Linked DNA regions of Homo sapiens: region 1 is linked to region 2. The links are chromatin contacts, found by Hi-C or POLR2A ChIA-PET in ENCODE. All regions are on one chromosome and are shown on one strand. The core of a region is the stretch at or near the end of the contact, and the rest is flanking DNA. Distances in the headings are between cores, read along the strand shown.

Region 1 (2,743 bases), core at 80-2,579, 1.6 Mb after region 2:
TCCTCTGTCCCGTTCACTGACTTCGTCTTTCTTTCCCAACCTGTCCCTCTACGCCCCCCACTCCTTATTTAACCTTCCTGGAAGGCCTTCGGAGCTGGGCAAGCCGTCAGGGCGCCCTAAGGCCGCTGATCACGTCTGTGGCTTATTTGAATAATCTGTCATGGGGACCCTTGTGGCCCGGGTCGCCCGCAGCCTCATCTTGGCAGGATTTACGCCGCCACTGGCCGAAGGCAAGAAGTGGAAGGAATCGGCCGTCTCCCCCAGCGTCCCAGCTCCGGCTGCCCTGGCTGCCGCCGCTCACGGACAATCTAGTTGTACAAAAGGCTCTCTGGGCTGCACTGCTTTCGAAGAACGGCCCAAAGTATCTCGGTCCTGGGCCTGGGCAGCCAAGGAGAGGGGCGGCCAGTCTTGGCTCGTCCCGAAGTGCCCGCCCCGCCCCCTCTCGCTGCAGCAGCCGCCTCCTCTCCCGTAGCCCTGCGGGCCGCTCTTCACTGCTCTCCAGACTTGGGGCCCTATCTGAGGCGTCCCAAACACCAACTTCTGGCTCCTGGCCCCAACTCGAGAGGCTTCCAGCGAGGACGAAGGCAGGCTCGAGAGAAACCTGGCGGGCCAGCAGATCCGGGAGGCCGGCGTGGAGGCGGCGGCGGATTTGAAGGGAGGAGACACTTACTGGGATCGATGGGGGGCTTGTCTCCGCCGCTCTCATTCTCAGCATTGTTTTCAGAGAAGGCGCCTTCGCTGGGTTGTTTTTCTCTATCAACTGGAGGAGAACCACAAGCATAGTCAGTCAGGGACAAAGTGTGAGTGTCAAGCGTGGGACAGTCACCCCTTCTGGCCGACAGCGGTTCAGGTTTAATGCCATAAGGCCGGCTGGAGGGCAAGCCCGCGAAGGAGAGCGCACCGGGCGTGGGCTCCAGCCAGGAGCGCATGTACCTGCCGTCCGGCGCCGCCGCCGCCACGGGCGCCTGGGGGTGCACGTAGGGGTGGTGGTGATGGTGGTGGTACACCGCAGCGGGTACAGCGTTGGCGCCCGCCGCGTGCACTGGGTTCCACGAGGCGCCAAACACCGTCGCCTTGGACTGGAAGCTGCACGGGCTGAAGTCGGGGTGCTCGGCCAGCGTCGCCGCCTGCCGGGGAGGCTGGCCCAGGGTCCCCGGCGCATAGCGGCCAACGCTCAGCTCATCCGCGGCGTCGGCGCCCAGCAGGAACGAGTCCACGTAGTAGTTGCCCAGGGCCCCAGTGGTGGCCATCACCGTGCCCAGCGCCTGGCCCGCCCGGCCCGACCCACGGAAATTATGAAACTGCAGATTTCATGTAACAACTTGGTGGCACCGGGGGGGAAGTACAGTCACCTAATAAGTTGCCGGCGCCCGCGCCCCCATTGGCCGTGCGCGTCACGTGCCCGTCCAGCAGAACAATAACGCGTAAATCACTCCGCACGCTATTAATGGTCCGATGTTTTGCAGTCATAATTTTTATAGCAAAAGCCATATGTTTTTATGTAAAGGGATCGTGCCGCTCTACGATGGGGTTTGTTTTAATTGTGGCCAACGACGATTAAAAGATCAAATCTAGCCTTGTCTCTGTACTCTCCCGTCTCCCCCCCCATACACACACTTCTTAAGCGGACTATTTTATATCACAATTAATCACGCCATCAAGAAGGCGCGGGTCCCGCGTGCGAGTGCGGCCAGCGGAGCCCCTCACATAAAATTAGACAATAATTGAAGCCATAAAAAAGCAGCCAAATCGCATTGTCGCTCTACTGTATTTAAATCTATATTTATGATATTTCATAAGGAGTTATTGTTTCAGAAGCCACACAGGCTGGCGGGAAGTCGGAAACGACCAACAGATTCGTTTGCCTCGCCGTGGCTCCCAGCTGTAAAAATTTACGAGGACTTGGAAAGGTTAGACTGTTGTGTTTGGTTGGCGAGCTCCCTGTAAATAATCCCTGCGGTCCCCGGGAGAGGCGAGTTTACCCGCGGCCGCCCTCGAAAAGTCAAATTCAACGCAGGATCCGTCCCAAACGGAGCCGCCGCCGGCCCTACCAGGGCACTCCAGGCAGGGACCGGCCGCTCAGGGAGTACCGCGGGTGTAGGTCCCCACAGCTACCCGCCTGGAGCGAGGGGCGCCCGGGCAACCCTTAAATTCGCCTTTGCTACGAGGACCCCACGGAGGAGCTGGCCAGGAGGGAGCGGCCAGCCGCCACCAGGGCGAAGGTTTTGAGGGCCTGGTTGGTTGTGCGGCGCGCTCGGTCCCCGGCCCTCGACCCCACGCACACGCGCGCCCAGCCCGCCTTTCTCATCAGCTGGCAATCAGGATTCCCAGGCGCAGGCGGCTGGCGACCCAGCCCTGTGCTCCAGCCTCAGAGGCTCTAACCATGAGCGCTGCAAGCCTGGTTGCGCTCCGTGAATCCCAGCTGGGGAAAAAACTACAAGTGGCATGAATGGAAGGCAAGTTCGGTTTGGGAAAAGGCAGCCTCGCCTAAGAGACCCCGCAGCTCCGGAACCTGGGAGGCCCGCACCGATGTGGCCTGTCCCGGGGCCGCGTGAGCCTTTCAGGGCTCCTTCCTCCCTTTCCAGCTGCTACTCCGGGCCTCGCCTTGGTTACCTACGGGGCCCGGAGACTCGGCGGAGAGGTACAAGGCCCAAAGAGAGGCAGCCACAGCTCAAGGCCAGGGCTGGAAATTAGAACGGGGAGGGGTAAAAGGGCATCGACTCCAGTCCCATTCCTGGGCCTG
Region 2 (2,791 bases), core at 172-2,671:
TACTCACACGTTTGTGGCGATGCTTCTGTAAACAAACCTACTGAGCTGCTGGTCATGTAAAAGTATAGTGCATACAATTATGTACAGTACATAATACGTGACAATGTCAATCAAAACTATGTTATTAGTTTATGCATTTACTATACTATCCTTTTAATTGTTATTTTAGATTATGCATTTACTATACTATCCTTTTAATTGTTATTTTAGATTATGCATTTACTATACTATCCTTTTAATTGTTATTTTAGAGTGTACTCTATCTACTTATGGTTTTAAAAGTTACCTGTAAACAGCCTCAGGCAGGTCATCTAGGAGGCATTCTAGAAGAAGGCACTGTTACCACAGGAGACGACAGCTCCATGGGTGTTCTAGCCCCTGAAGACCTTTCAATGGGATAAGATGTGGGAGTGGAAGGTAGTGATATAAAAAGGAAATAAATAAATAAATAAACACATTTAAAAATAGAAAAAAAGCTTATAGGATGAGAATATAAGGAAAAAATATTTTGTACAGTTACACAATGTATTTGTGTTTTAAGCTAAGTGTTATTACAAAGGAGTCCAAATTGAAAAGTTTATAAAGCAAAAAAGTTACAGTAAGCTAAGGTTAATTTATTATTGAACAAAGAAAAAGATATTTTATAACCTCAGTGTAGCCTGAATGTGCAGTGTTTCTAAAGCCTACAATAGTGCAGTCATGCCCAGGCCTTCACATTCACCCACCACTCACTCACTCATGGACCCAGAGCCACCTCCAGTCCTGCAGGCTCCAGTCATGGTAAGTGTCCCATACACTTACCATTGTACCATTTGTTTTAAATCTACTGCTGTATCTTACTGTGCGTTTTCTATATTTAGATACACAAATACCATGTGTTACAACTGCCTACAGTATTGAGCACAGTATCACGCTGTTCCAGTTTGTAGCCAAGGAGCAATAGGCTATGCCACACAGCCCAGGGGTGTGGTGGACTCTGTGGTCTAGGTTTGTGTAAATACACTCTGGGTCTAGGTTTGTGTAAATACACTCTATGACGTTCACACGGCGTTGAAATCGCTAAACATGCACGTGTCAGAACATTTCCCCGTAGTGACACCTCACGTGACTGCATTGGTACCTCTCTCATAGTGAGTCAGTGCGTGTTGGACACTGGAACAGCAGGTATCACAAAGCGCTTCCAAAGTGTTTTGTTATCACCACATTTTCTCACGGAACTAGGTAGAAAGATTTTCCCTTCCCATTGAAGATGCTTCTAAACTTGACTCCAACTTGCCTTCCTGCCTTTTCTTCTACTTCGTAAGAGTTTAACACCTAATCGTTCCTGTCCCCTACCTCCCACCCCCACCTCAGATACTTCCAAGTGTATACAGTCCTTTGTCCAGGTCTCTGCTTTTGCCGCTACTGCTGGTGTTTCCGCATTCAGAAAGTCCATCTCCGCCTCGCTACCGACCCCTGGCGGTTAACAGGGTGACCGACGAGTGGCAAGCTTGTAATAAACAGTGGGTGTTGTCGATATTGCGGTCATCAATTATCAATAGCATTACAGTAGTCCCTCTTTATCCGAGGGGGATACGTTTCATGAACCCCAGTGGATGCCTGATACCACGGATAGTACCAAACCCTATGTCTGTGATATTTTTTCCTATACATACATACCGATGGTAAAGTTTAATTTATAAATTAGGCACAATAAGAGATTAACAAGGATAACTAATAATAAAAGAGAATAATTATAACAATATACTACAGTAAAAGTTACCTACTTGTGGTCTCTTTCTCTCAAAATATCTTTTTTTTTTTTTTTGATGGAGTCTTGCTCTGTCGCCCAGGCTGGAGTGCAGTGGTGTGATCTCAGCTCACTGCAACCTCCGCCTCCAGGGTTCAAGCGATTCTCCTGCCTCAGCCTCCCAAGTAGCTGAGACTGCAGGCACACGCCACCACGCCCGGCTAATTTTTTTGTATTTTTTTTTTAGTAGAGATGGGATTTCACCATGTTGGCCAGGCTGGTCTTGAGCTCCTGACCTCAAGTGATCCGCCCTCCTCGGCCTCCCAAAGTGCTGGGATTACAAGCGTGAGCCACTGCACCCGGCTCAAAATATCTTATTGTACTGTACTCACCCTTTTTCTTTTTGTGATGAAGAAGGGATGGAGCAGGACGGCAAGAGAGTTCATCAGGCAACTCAGAATGGCACACAACTTAAACTAATGAGTTGTTTATTTCTTGAATTTCCGTTTAATATTTTCAGACCATGGTTGACCACAGGTAACTGAAACTGCAGAGAGCAAAACCACCGATAAGGGGGAACTCCTGTATTGATAACATCTTTCAAGGCCCAATCTCAAAGCCACCTCCTTCATAGAGTTTTTCCTGCCTCCCACACATCTGAGACCTCCTCCTCTGAGTTCCTTCTGACTGTTACCTGGTCTACCTCAGGCTGCTTCTCATACTCTGAGGCTACACTTTTAAAAATATAAGAACCTAGTGATATTATTTTTAATAACACATTTTATTTAACATAATATATCCCAAATATTATCATTTCAACAAGTAATCAATAAAAATTAATATATCAAAAACTAAAATTAAAATGAAAAATAACAAAACTAAAATTGCCTGTGTTGTTTGCATTATATTTCTATTAGAGAGGCCTATTCTAAAGTTACTTTTTCTCCAGCTTAATTAAAATATAATTGACAAATGCAAATTGTATGCATTTATGGTATACAACATGATGTTTTGATATACATCATACGTTGTGAAATCATTAAATCAAGCTAATTAACATAT

What was found. Hi-C counts contacts between places; a loop is a spot of excess contacts on that map. ChIA-PET counts read pairs that join two places held with the same protein, here RNA polymerase II (POLR2A). Pooled maps may share reads with other maps.
Region 1: a loop to region 2 is called in a map of PC-9, with 31 times the contacts of the local background. The contact joins the promoter of HOXA9 here to the enhancer-like site in region 2. A Hi-C loop is called at or near these places in 3 of 168 maps with a recorded cell type or tissue (HCT116, PC-9 and psoas muscle), 1 of 37 single-sample maps with no recorded cell type and 13 of 50 pooled maps. POLR2A ChIA-PET finds 5 or more read pairs at or near these places in 1 of 52 experiments (GM12878).

Annotation. Positions count from the first base shown.
Region 1 is chr7:27,164,208-27,166,950 of GRCh38, forward strand. It overlaps HOXA9 (homeobox A9), which reads right to left and starts at 1,330. Exons shown (of 2, transcript NM_152739.4): 1 at 671-1,330. The coding sequence starts at 1,250. HOXA10-HOXA9 (HOXA10-HOXA9 readthrough) reads right to left here. Exons shown (of 3, transcript NM_001433944.1): 2 at 671-760. RefSeq lists enhancers at 1-743, 744-1,620, 2,469-2,743.
Region 2 is chr7:25,567,615-25,570,405 of GRCh38, forward strand. No RefSeq gene overlaps it. Among named protein-coding and RNA genes, the nearest start is that of LINC03007, 220 kb to the right of the region's middle. Within about 2 kb of position 1,422, at least 5 of the 41 ENCODE cell types and tissues checked have a DNase peak (open chromatin) inside an H3K27ac peak, as active enhancers do.